Linked DNA regions of Homo sapiens: all the other regions are linked to region 4. The links are chromatin contacts, found by Hi-C or POLR2A ChIA-PET in ENCODE. All regions are on one chromosome and are shown on one strand. Each heading gives the region's core, a stretch centred on a gene start or an enhancer-like site at or near the end of the contact. The rest is flanking DNA. Distances are from core to core; before and after follow the strand shown. Region 1 holds the start of ARHGEF2 (Rho/Rac guanine nucleotide exchange factor 2). Region 2 holds the start of CHTOP (chromatin target of PRMT1). Region 3 holds the start of SLC39A1 (solute carrier family 39 member 1). Region 4 holds the start of CKS1B (CDC28 protein kinase regulatory subunit 1B).

What was found. Hi-C counts contacts between places; a loop is a spot of excess contacts on that map. ChIA-PET counts read pairs that join two places held with the same protein, here RNA polymerase II (POLR2A). Pooled maps may share reads with other maps.
Region 1: a pooled map shows a loop between it and region 4 (6-fold over the local background). The contact joins the promoter of ARHGEF2 here to the promoter of CKS1B in region 4. A Hi-C loop is called at or near these places in 1 of 37 single-sample maps with no recorded cell type and 6 of 50 pooled maps. POLR2A ChIA-PET finds 5 or more read pairs at or near these places in 2 of 52 experiments (AG04449 and WTC11).
Region 2: a pooled map shows a loop between it and region 4 (11-fold over the local background). The contact joins the promoter of CHTOP here to the promoter of CKS1B in region 4. A Hi-C loop is called at or near these places in 4 of 50 pooled maps. POLR2A ChIA-PET finds 5 or more read pairs at or near these places in 3 of 52 experiments (GM10248, activated CD4-positive, alpha-beta T cell and naive thymus-derived CD8-positive, alpha-beta T cell).
Region 3: a map with no recorded cell type shows a loop between it and region 4 (7-fold over the local background). The contact joins the promoter of SLC39A1 here to the promoter of CKS1B in region 4. A Hi-C loop is called at or near these places in 4 of 37 single-sample maps with no recorded cell type and 11 of 50 pooled maps. POLR2A ChIA-PET finds 5 or more read pairs at or near these places in 4 of 52 experiments (BJ, CD4-positive, alpha-beta memory T cell, MCF 10A and 1 more).

What each region holds. Positions count from the first base shown.
Region 1 is chr1:155,977,170-155,979,937 of GRCh38, reverse strand. ARHGEF2 (Rho/Rac guanine nucleotide exchange factor 2) reads left to right here and starts at 1,391. Exons shown (of 22, transcript NM_001162383.2): 1 at 1,391-1,573. The coding sequence starts at 1,511. ARHGEF2-AS2 (ARHGEF2 antisense RNA 2) reads right to left here and starts at 1,299. Exons shown (of 3, transcript NR_183460.1): 1 at 1,244-1,299; 2 at 483-618. RefSeq lists enhancers at 197-246, 1-255, 717-786 and silencers at 1,127-1,176, 1,237-1,396.
Region 2 is chr1:153,632,451-153,635,351 of GRCh38, reverse strand. CHTOP (chromatin target of PRMT1) reads right to left here and starts at 1,286. Exons shown (of 6, transcript NM_015607.4): 1 at 1,009-1,286. It also overlaps a transcript of S100A13 not described here. RefSeq lists a silencer at 783-862 and an enhancer at 1,203-1,312.
Region 3 is chr1:153,962,261-153,964,960 of GRCh38, reverse strand. SLC39A1 (solute carrier family 39 member 1) reads left to right here and starts at 1,424. Exons shown (of 4, transcript NM_001271958.2): 1 at 1,424-1,466; 2 at 2,214-2,432; 3 at 2,611-2,700. The coding sequence starts at 2,246. MIR6737 (microRNA 6737) reads left to right here and starts at 2,541; the gene lies at 2,541-2,610. RefSeq lists enhancers at 1,048-1,327, 1,368-1,537, 1,688-1,747, 637-1,836, 1,788-1,857 and 1 more.
Region 4 is chr1:154,973,298-154,976,141 of GRCh38, reverse strand. It overlaps CKS1B (CDC28 protein kinase regulatory subunit 1B), which reads right to left and starts at 1,461. Exons shown (of 3, transcript NM_001826.3): 1 at 1,338-1,461. The coding sequence starts at 1,396. It overlaps MIR4258 (microRNA 4258), which reads right to left and starts at 449; the gene lies at 359-449. It also overlaps a transcript of SHC1 not described here. RefSeq lists enhancers at 1,056-1,115, 1,216-1,365, 1,816-1,965 and a silencer at 1,636-1,725.

The DNA of each region.
Region 1 (2,768 bases), core at 142-2,641, 1.0 Mb before region 4:
TCCTTTTTCCTGGTCTTTGCTATTTAAGGATTCTAAACAGGGGAATGGGTGAAGAAGGAGGTGAAGGAGTTGCTAGGAAGGAGGGGAAGCCGGAGGGGCAGTGTGGGGGTAGTGCTGGGGGTGAGGAGCCCAACCAGCTCAGCCAGTGGTGAGGTAGTGGAGCCCAAAAATAGTGGCAGAGGCTAAAATTGGCACCTACAAGAGTGCTGAGTTGGGCTTGAAACCTGCAGCCTGGCCCCACTGCTGAGCCAGGGCAGAGAACTGCTGGATCTGGGTTGGGTCTCCCCTCCCTCCCTTCTTCTCCCACGCCCTTTGGGGCCAGAATCAGGCAGGACCCTGCTAACCGAAGGCTCTGTCCCAGGCCTCTCTGTGCTTCTGGTTTCTCCAGAGAAATGGGAGACCCTGAGAGGCAGAAATGAACTTCACTGTAAGTGATCATAGTTAGACTGGAGGAGGAATTTTCCCAATAGCAGGAAACTCACCCAAAGGCTGGCTCAGGCTGGGGAAAAGGGTCCAGAGAGATGAATGCCCCACCTTACCCTGCTTCTTGGGGAGAGGCTGGTTGGGCCCTAACTTTCTTTGACTAGGGCAGGCTGGTTTCTGGTCTTTCAGTTCCGGCTTAACTTGCAACAGAGAGAACTGCAGTTAGACACATGGAAGGCCTTCGGTAAAAGTGGAGAATCCCAACCTAGTCCCCCAAAGTAGCTGGCAGAGGCGGAGCTAGGAGGAGGGCAGAGTGGGGTCAGGAAGGCCCCAGAAGGGTGGGGCATGTGGGAGAATTCTCTCCTCTCTGTTCTTCGACCTCTGGGAGTGAATCCTACCCTTCCCGTGTACTGAAGATCCAGCGTTTAGTTCTCCTTTGATTTCCTCTCCCTCTGGCCACCCCTGCCCCCAATCGTAAAAGGGGTCAGTCTGCTCAGGCCTGCTTTGATGGGACCCCGAAGGCCAGGAAGGAACTGGTCCTGGGTTTTCTAAGAGCTGGGGGCGGATGGAATTCTCCTGCCTGCGGGTCTTTAAAGACTGAGGTAACGCAGTAGGGGAGGGAAAAAGGGAGGGCGAGGGGAGAAGGGAAGAAGGGGAGGGCAGAGGGGAAAGGGCCAACCTGGGTCCGGCGAGGGCTGCGGGGCTGGGTTTTAGGAAAAGAAGAGCTAAGAGGCGGGTCTCTGGGGCTAGAGGGCGCCCCCAGGCGCTGGAGGGGAAATAGGCAGAGGGGCCTCTCAAACCTGTCCTAGGACCCTCGTACCTCTCCGAGCTGCCCCCACACAAACCCTGGCGTCCCGTCCTGCGCGCGGGCACCCCGCCCTCCCTCCGCTCCGCCTACCCCCTTCCTGAGCTTGGGCGGGGGAGGAGACTCGGGTTTGAGGAACTGGTGCTGGGTGCCGGGCGAGGGGAGTCAGACTTCCTGTCCCCGAGACCAACGCGTGCGGGCCGAACCCCTCCCCCCGCCTTCCCCCAACAATACAGGACGCCGGGGTCCGCGCCGCGTCCTCCCTGGTCCCCCCGTCCGATTATGTCTCGGATCGAATCCCTCACGCGGGCGCGGATCGACCGGAGCAGAGAGCTGGCGAGCAAGGTGGGCTCGGAAACCCCTCTCCTTTCGCCGCGGTCCTCGGGTGCTCCCCGAACCCCGGCACCCGCGGTGCATCTCCTGTCTCCCCGCCTGCTTTCTGGGCGCCAAAATCGGGCGGAGCGGTGGATCGGCGAGCGGCGGGACGGGGTGGGTGGGGACTGCGAGCGAGTGGGTAGGGGTGGGGGGAGCGGCAGACGCGACGGTGCTGGGATCCCGGGAGGGAGCGGAGCGGACCTGGGCTTGGTCGCCTCCAAGCCGGCGGGACCGAGTGCTTTAGGCCGCTTGAAAGAAAGTTGCTCCGGTAAGGGACGGAGCGGGAAGAGGGAGGTGTGTGTCTCGCGGGTGGGGGCGGTGGAAGCTCCGGCACCTCCTCTCACCCCGGGCCCCACCGGCTTGGGCTTGGCGTGGCGACCCCCCATCACTCCCCAATCGCTGGCTTGGTCGTTCCCCCTTTGTCCCCGCCATCCGGCGGAGGGGACGGGAGGGGGTGGTTTCCCGGCTTCCTCCCACCACCACCACCACCCCTCCAAGACAAAAGTCAGCTCCTCCTCTCCTCGCAAATGGACTTTCCAGCTGTGATTCAGTTCTCCCCTCTGGGTGGGCGGGTGGCTGGGGTCGGGACGGCCGAGGGACGGCTTACTTCCCCCAAACCATCACCTCTAGGTGAAGGGAGCAGAGGTCTTTGTGTAGCTGGGCTCCTTTCCTCCATCCTGAGCCCTTCTGCCTGGAACATAGGGCCTCCATCCCTATCTGCCCCGCCAGCCTCCTAGCTCTTCCTTCTCCCAACCTGAAACCCTTAGGCTGACACACCTGGCACTATGCATTGTGTTCCCTGCCCTTCCTCCTCCTCCCCCAGCGCTCTCATTCTCTTATCTGCTCGTCTTGGGGTCCCTTCACCTAGCATTTCATGAGTCTGGGTGTATAATTATCCACACGCCTCCCCCATCATGACCTCTTGGCCACTCCTCTCCAAGTACCCTTTATCCCTGCCTTTGTACCCAGCCCCATTCCCAAGTGCCCTGACCTTTCCACACCCAGACCCCAGGAAATGATGAAGCTGACTTGCAGGTGAATAAGTCAGAGCTGAAAGGAAGGTGGTGCCTGCAGACAGCACCTCCCAGCTCCTTTGGGGCCCCCGCACTGTACCCATTATCAGAAAGGACAGGTCCCAGCCCAGAGTTGGTTTAATCTCTGGCTT
Region 2 (2,901 bases), core at 37-2,536, 1.3 Mb after region 4:
GGTAAGACCCCGTTTCTATAAAAATATAAATTAATTAAAAAAATAGAAAATACAGACATCTGGGCCTAGATCAATTAAACCACAATCTCTGGTAATGAGGTTTGGAAATGAACCAATTGTGGGGTCGGGGGAAAGCTACCTAGGTGCTTCTAATGTGCAGCTAAAGTTGAGAACCACTGATCTACAGTGAAAATACAGGCAGGGCCGGGCGCGGTGGCTCACGCCTGTTTTCCCAGCACTTTGGGAGGCCGAGGCGGGCGGATCACCTGAGGTTGGGAGTTCGAGACCAGCTTGACCATCATGGAGAAATGTCTCTACTAAAAATACAAAATTAGCCGGGCGTGGTGGCGCATGGCTGTAATCCCAGCTACTCCGGAGGCTGAGGCAGGAGAATCGCTTGAACCCGGGAGGCGGAAGTTGTAGTGAGCTGAGATCGTGCCATTGCACTCCAGCCTGGGCAACAAGAGCGAAACTCCGTCCCCCCCCAAAAAAAAATATATATATATATGTATGTATATATATACATATATATATGCATGCCTAGTTTCAAAAGTGGCTTTCAACTCCAGAATCAAGTAGGGACTTTAACAAGAAACTGACGATCTGGGGGAGTAGGAAAGGTTTTCTAAATTCACCTGGGAATTAGCTCGCAAAGAGCCCTCCACAAAACTTAACCCTAAAGCCGCCATTAATTTCCAACATTCCTCAAAGTCTTGTACTTCTTAATCTCCCTACCATCCTCAAAGCCCTGTCAAGACTTCCACTTCTGCTCTACCCGCCAAGTTTCCTTTTTATCCTATCAAACCCCAACCTCCATCAATCCCGCCACCAGGTTCCAGTTCAGCCCCTCCCCCGCCCCTTCGCAGGGGCTCCGCCTCCTCCCCGGGGCCTCCACGCTCCAACACCGTAGCTATGTCCACATGCCACCACCCCCTTTCCGCGTCCGCCGGCCCCTTCCGCTCCTCAAGACCGCACCTCCCCCGGCTCCTTCTCACTACCGAAACTCACCGAAGGAAACAGACGCCAGTGCTCCTCCCGGGGCTGCCACCACGGCTCCGGCAGGCGGGCCGGGGACCGGCCGAACCTGAGTTGACGGTGGAGGGGCTCGGGTTAGCTAGATGGGCGGTTGGTTAGATGCGTAAGCGGTAGTATGCGAGCTCAGTTCGTTGTTGCTGGTTGGCTGTCTAGTCGGCCGATCCGTCTGCTCACCCGGCCTGCCCTTTCCTGCCTTTCGTCTGCAGCGGCCGCCAGCTCCTGCTCGGTGTCCAAAACAAAATGGCCGCCACGTCCAGTGCTTGTCTGACCGGCTAAAATGGCGTCTACGCAATTACGTCAGGCGTCAGATCCGCGCACGACTAGAGGGCGGGAAAGATTTGAGCTACGCCTGCGCAGAGGTCAGAGGCGGAGCCTTAGGGCGAAGGCGGGGCTTTCCATGCAGTGCCCCGCCCCTAGGGGCGTGGCCAATGGTCCTGTTGTTGGGGCGTGCCGGGGACTTCACGTTCCAGTAGTGGTTGCGCTGCAACCTCTTGGGGGTAGTTATTAATGTGGGCCTTAGAGGGGATTTGGGTCCCGAATTCCCTCGCCCCTCCGTTCCCTAGCCAAGGTACACCGTCTAAAAATCTTTACGCGGACTTGCCTCGTCTTCTTCCGGACAATTGGGCCTGGGGAATTTGCACTGGTTTTCCCCTCATGGCCACTCGCCCAGTCTGAGAGTTGTGAAGTGCCGTAAATGCTCCAGCCAAGGCCCAGGAGGCCAGTATTAGGAGCAAATTCCTCTCCCATCCTGCACCGGCCAACACCACCGCCCGTCCATGTTTTCCTCCTCACTTCCTCCCCTCCCCAACTTGGCCTAGATACTGTTTACTCCTTCTTGGGGTGGGGCACCTTTGCGTCCTCGATTGCGTTTCCATGTCCTCCCCCCACACCTGCCATCCGTGTTTATTTTGTTGCAGACCTACATAGGGATTTCTCTTTTCTCTCTCTGATTTGTTGTTGTTATTTTGAGACGGGGTCTGGCTCTGTTGTCCAGGCTGGAGTCAGTGGCGCAATGAATCACGGATCACTGCAGCCTTGACCTACTGGGCTCAGGTGATCCTCTCACCTCAGCCTCCCGACTCCTAGGATTATGGGCATAAGCTATGTTTCCTGCTCAATAAGGGATTTTTCTCTCTTTCTTTTTTTTTTCTTTTTGCAGATGGAGTCTCGCTGTGTCACCCAGACTGGAGTGCAGTGGTACCATCTCGGCTCACTGCAACCTCCGCCTCCCAGGTTCAAGCGATTCTCCTGCCTCAGCCTCCTGAGTAGCTGGAATTACAGGCGCGTACCACCATGCCCCGCTAATTTTTGTATTTTTAGTAGAGATGGGGTTTCACCAGGCTGGTCTCCAACTCCTGACCTCAAGTGATCTGCCCGCCTCTGTCTCCCAAAGTGCTGGGACTACAGTCGTGAGCCACTGTGCCCGGCCTCAATAAGGGATTTTTCTAATGACTATGTGCACAATACAGTGTACATATGTTTGAGGAATGAGAGAATGACACATCTGCAACCCTTCCTCTGCTCCACTGGCACGTCAAGACCCTTTCATTTTCCTTCCTGGCACTTGGGCGTGTGCGTGTGTGTATGTGTTTGTGTGTGTCTGTGTGTAAGTAATGGCCCAGCATCCTTACCCATGTGAGGGTAAGGATCGTGGTTATTTTGCTTAATGCTGGAGCCTCAGTTCCTACAGTGTTTACACATAGTACCACTTAAGTAAATGTTCGTTGATTGAAAGAAGATTCTTTCGGCCTAGCGCGGTGGCTCATGCCTGTAATCTCAGCACTTTGGGAGGCCGAGGCGGGGGGATCACGAGGTCAGGAGATCGAGACCATCCTGGCCAACATGGTGAAACCCCGTCTGTACTAA
Region 3 (2,700 bases), core at 175-2,674, 1.0 Mb after region 4:
TACGAATAATTTTTTTTTTTGAGACGAAGTTTCGCTGTTGTTGCCCAGGCTGGAGCGCAATGGCGCGATCTCGGCTCACTGCAATTTCCGGCTCCCGGGTTCAAGCGATTCTCCTGCCTCGGCCTCCCGAGTAGCTGGGATTACAGGCCCCCGCCACCACGCCCGGCTAATTTTTGTATATTTAGTAGAGACGGGGTTTCACCATGTTGACCAGGCTGGTCTTGAACTTCTGTCCTCAGGTGATTCATCCTCGGCCTTCCAAAGTGCTTGGATTACAGGCGTGAACCACCGCGCCCGGCCCCTTAAGAAGTCTTCACATTCCTCTTTTACTTAAGGAATTACTGGGCTTCGTTTCTGGAGCCTTGTGAGAAGCATTACACTGTCCCCCCTTTTTTTTTTCTTTTTTAAAATTAATTTTCCTGTAGGAAGCAAGATCCCATCTGTCCCTTCTTTAGGCAATGAAGCTTTTTTCACCTTTGCATAAAAGAACAGCTGAGCCCCCTTTTTAAATTTTCTTTTGTCTTACCGTCCCTTGAGGCTAGAAGAGGATTCTCAAGGCACAGAGTTGTGGGCCACAAGAATCCAGGTTGAGGAAACGGTGAAAGTCCTGAGCTGAAACAACTACCTTGGGGCATTCAAGGAACAGCAAACAGCAAACCGACCGGCGAGGGTGGCGGGAGCTGGGCTGGAAATCAGGTGGGAGAACCGGCCAGACGCCCGCAGGCGCGGTACGCAGATATCCTGGAATGCGCTGGGGGCTCTTCCCTGGGCGCGGCTTCAGCACCCCGCATTCCGGTCCCACCACGTCCCCACCCACCTGGAGAAGGCGGAGGCTGCACTGAGTGCCATAAGTAGTCGAGAAGGGATGATTTTCAAGACATACCCTCTCTTTGCTTTCCCCCCTTTCCAATTCTGCCTTGTCTTTTTCCTTGTTGTGGGTGCTGGTGAGGGAAAGCAGTCAAGGAAGTTGGTCCCAAGAGGGGAATGCTTTCCCTTGGGCGCCAAGAGGCACTGACGAGGTGTCAGAGCCTTCTGAGGGACAGATGAGACTTTGGCCCAAGGCCAGGAAGATGTTTTCAGATGTGGGCCGGAAGACTTGACAATGCGGGGTCTCCCTCTTTTAAAAATATCCATATAATCAAAGCCTTTGTTGACTGGCCCGCTCCGGCCCCTCAGTCCTCCACAGATGCGCCCCAGGGCCCCAGCCCCGAGGTCCTTTTCCTAATATCCGCTCTTGCTCTCGCTCACTCTCCTCAGGTCGCCTGCTCCGCCCGCTCCCGCTCCCGATCTCTGATTGCTCCTAACTGACGTCACTCCCGGTCTGTCCCCGCCCACTCGGTGCTGCCATTGGCAGTCGGTCGTGGGTACGCGGCTCCTGTGGGGGAGGGGGGAGCTATGGGAGGGGGCGGGAATTCCCGACTCTAGGCCGGAAGCGCGCGGAGACCATGTAGTGAGACCCTCGCGAGGTGAGTGCGGGCTGTCTGGCAGCGGGGTCCATGTCGGCTGCCCAGGCCTCCCCGGGCCCGGGAACAGGAGTCCCAGCTCACGCATTCTTCATCTGCTTCCCGCGACGCTTGGCGGCCTCGCACCCCGCCTCCTGGAGCCCGGACTTTCAGGCACCGCCCTCAGTGTCGCCTCAGTCCGTCCCGGGACCGCAGACTCTTAGGGCCCCTCTCTTTGGCCATCTGCCTCTAGGTCCCATCCTGGGGCCTGAAGCGCTTGTTCTCTGCGCTGGGAAAAGGGGAACGATGGAGCGATCCAGCACCCAAACTTACCCTGTCCAGGTGGCCCACGAAGCTACCCAAGACATCTCTGCACAGCCCTAGCCTTTTTGGCTTCACCCACTCCGTTCGGGAGTTGGGGACCCGGCCTCTACATTCCTTAGGGGAACTCCAGCTCCAGGTCCTATTTGGAGGCGGCTCCTAGTTTCCTAGTTTTCTGGGGGCACCAGGTGAAAGGGTGATGAGATATCCATACAGCCTTTCTCATGCCTCGGTTTCCCCCGTGCAGTCTCCCTGAATAAGTCACTTGGGAAAGAAAGTGTGAGAAGAGAGGAATGTTCCTGGTACAGGAGTAGATGAGTCACCCTGGGTAGGGGAAGGTCACAAAGTGGCTGGGGCCAGGGAGCTGCACTCTGCTGACCAAGCTTCCCCATTCCTTGCCCCATCTTCCTTTGCATGATTTTTCCCAACCACTCTGGTCTGTCTTCCTAGGTCTGAGAGTCACTGGAGCTACCAGAAGCATCATGGGGCCCTGGGGAGAGCCAGAGCTCCTGGTGTGGCGCCCCGAGGCGGTAGCTTCAGAGCCTCCAGTGCCTGTGGGGCTGGAGGTGAAGTTGGGGGCCCTGGTGCTGCTGCTGGTGCTCACCCTCCTCTGCAGCCTGGTGCCCATCTGTGTGCTGCGCCGGCCAGGAGCTAACCATGAAGGCTCAGGTAAGCCTCTCCTTTTCCCCACACTGCTATGAATGCTTGGCTTAGGGAGGGCTCTGGGGCTGGCGGGGAGTGACCAAAGGAGGAGGGAAAGGCAAGGGTAGCCATTGTTTGGGTTGGGGTGGTCGGCCCTGGAGGGGGTTTGTTTGCTTATTCCCCTCTGTGCTTCACCCCTACCCAGCTTCCCGCCAGAAAGCCCTGAGCCTAGTAAGCTGTTTCGCGGGGGGCGTCTTTTTGGCCACTTGTCTCCTGGACCTGCTGCCTGACTACC
Region 4 (2,844 bases), core at 212-2,711:
CTGCCCTCTAGGAAGCTTTCCCCAACATTCCCTCTTCCGTTTTTCCTCTCAGTATTTTAAGTTTCATGTTCAAGGGTACATGTGCAGGTTTGTTATATAGGTAAAATCCTGACTCGGGGGTTCGGTGTACAGGTTATTTCATCACCCAGGTACTAAGCATAGTACCCGACAGTTTTTTTTTTTCCTGAACCTCTACCTCCTCCCACCCTCCTCCCTCAAGCAGGCCCCAATGTCTGTTGTTCCCCTCTTTCTGTCCCTGTGTTTTTATCTCCGACATATAAATGAAAACACGCGTAGTTTACTACTGGTTTCGTTTTCAATGGTGGTGAAAGAGACATCACGCTGAATTGGCCCTTAGGACACTCCCCCGCCCCCAAACCAAGCCCAGGGAAGAAGACCGACCGAAAGTAAGAGGTCAGCCTCCAAGGCGGTGGCGGGGCGGGGGGCGTTCTCGAAGCGTGGGATGGGGGAGCGTCCTGGAGTTAGCAAAAGTAGGGGACTGACTTTCTAGCCCCACCTCAACCCCCGCTCACAGCTAGGAAGCCGCAGCCTTCGGGTCGCCAGTTCCCTCTCCTTAGCAAGTCTTGTGTGCTCCCATCACACCCTGTAATGGCTCCTTGCATAGCGTGTGTCACCTTTCTGGTGTCTGTCGGTACCACCCACAGATTTTTAAATTTGTGAACAGCAGAGACCATGTGTTATCCTTGCACTTTAGCAGAACACCTGAAACCTGTTAAGTATTCCGTAACTGTTCCCTTTGATATTTAAAGGGCATCTATTAGACCCATATTAAGTATTTTCTCAATGCTCCTAGCCAGTTTTATTCCATTGCAGTCCCAAGCGATCCCCTTCCTTACACAAGCCAGACAACCACGCCCCTTGTCTTTTTCACGAGTTAATAAGCAATATTCAACTCTCTCAGCGCTACTCTCCTGTTAGGGACGCCAGGAAACTTCCAGCTCCGCTTTTGCTACGTTCTCCCACTGGATTCGACAAGATTACTGTGAAACAGTCTCTACAAGGCAAGTTAAGTTTGCCCGATAAAGTTCAGAGAATGATCCAGAAAGCCTCATGGGTGAGGGTGGTCAGTACCCTAACCACGCCCACCCCTCTCTCCTCTCTACTGAGAGGCGACTCCAAATTCGCAACCACTTTGTTTTACGAGCGCCTCCCACCTCCGCGCATGCGCCTTACGCCTTCCACAATATCACACCATTGCCCGTTCGCACCTCGTACGCATGCGCCAATTCTATCGCCTCAGTTCCTGTTACTAATTCCTTGTGCCCTCAGCGGCCAAAGCTCACGACCCTCGCTATTGCTCCCGCGCCAGCACTAACCGATACTCAAACTCCTCGTCGTCGTATTTGTCCGAATAGTAAATTTGTTTGTGCGACATGATCGCTCGGTTTGCTAGCCTTCAGCCCCGCGCCGCCAACCTCCAAGCAACTCCCAACAGCACGCGCTCCCACCCACTTTGGCCTCGCTTTCAAACACGCCGCCCGCACTTCCTATTGGTCCGTTTGGCTCGAGGCGGGACACCTCTACTTTCAAGCCTCCGATTGGCTTAGATTTACTTCTCTTCGGATCCTTATTGGAGGGCAGTTCTCACGCTTCTCAAGAACGAGCGTGGGTCAAAAGTAGGCGTCTTATTGGCCACCACTGCCTTTGTGCGCGATCTCGCGCTGCCATTGGCTAACTCGGGAAAGTGGGAAGCGTGAAGGAGGGACCCTGAGGTAGAGGGTCAGGGGTTAGTGAGGCCGGAAGTGAGTGTAATAAAGTTTCTCCAGGGAGGCAGGGCCCGGGGAGAAAGTTGGAGCGGTAACCTAAGCTGGCAGTGGCGTGATCCGGCACCAAATCGGCCCGCGGTGCGGTGCGGAGACTCCATGAGGCCCTGGTGAGTCTTGACTTTTTTCTCCTTAGGTGACTCACTCTTTCACCCCGGAACCCCTCTCCCGGGACCCCACTTCCGGTCTTCATTTATAAGTCCCGCCCCTGAGACCCCTCTCCCCGGAAGTCCCACCTCCCAACTTCAGGGGGCTCCCCCGAACCCCGACTTGATTTTTATTTTTTGTCTCCGACCCCACCCTGTCGCCCAGTTTTTCTGGAAGTCCCCACCCCCCGACACGTTCCAAGCCCTACTACGAGAAACCCTTCGTTACTCCTTCCATTCTCCGAAACTCCGCCTCCTAGCAACGATCCTCGGCTAACTCCTGTCAAAAGGCCTATCTCCCAAAAGGGCAAAACCCTGCTCTTCAAAGAACGATTCGAATTTGTTGAAGCTCCGCCCCTCCGAAGCCACGCCCCCTCCGTAATCCACGTCTGACTGTCCAGAAAGCCTCCCCGCCCAGAAGTCTGAAGTTCGCGTCCTTAGGGGACCACGCCCCCTTAGGAGCTTTATCTTTGTGGGACCTGGGTCATCAGCTGAAAAGCCTTGTCGTCAATCCCTGAAACTCCACCTGCTTATATTTTCCTGTCCTTTCTCTTTTTGGGCCTTGGGATCAGTTTTCCGAGCACTCTCGTGCTCCCCCAGGTGGGAAGTCAAAGTTCCCATCTCTGGCTGTAAGGAGTGAGATTAAAGGCAGCCGTTTTCCGTTTTCCTTTCTATCTTTTTTTTTTTTTTTTTTTTTTTTAAGACGGAGTTTCGCTCTTATCGTCCAGGCTGGAGTGCAATGGTGCGATCTCGGCTCACTGCAACCTCCGCCTCCTGAGTTCAAGTGATTCTCCTGCCTCAGCCTCCTGAGTAGCTGGGATTACAGGCGCCCACCACCACGCCCGGCTAATTTTTGTATTTTTAGTAGAGACGGGGTTTCCCCATGTTGGCTAGGCTAGCCTCGAACTCCTGAC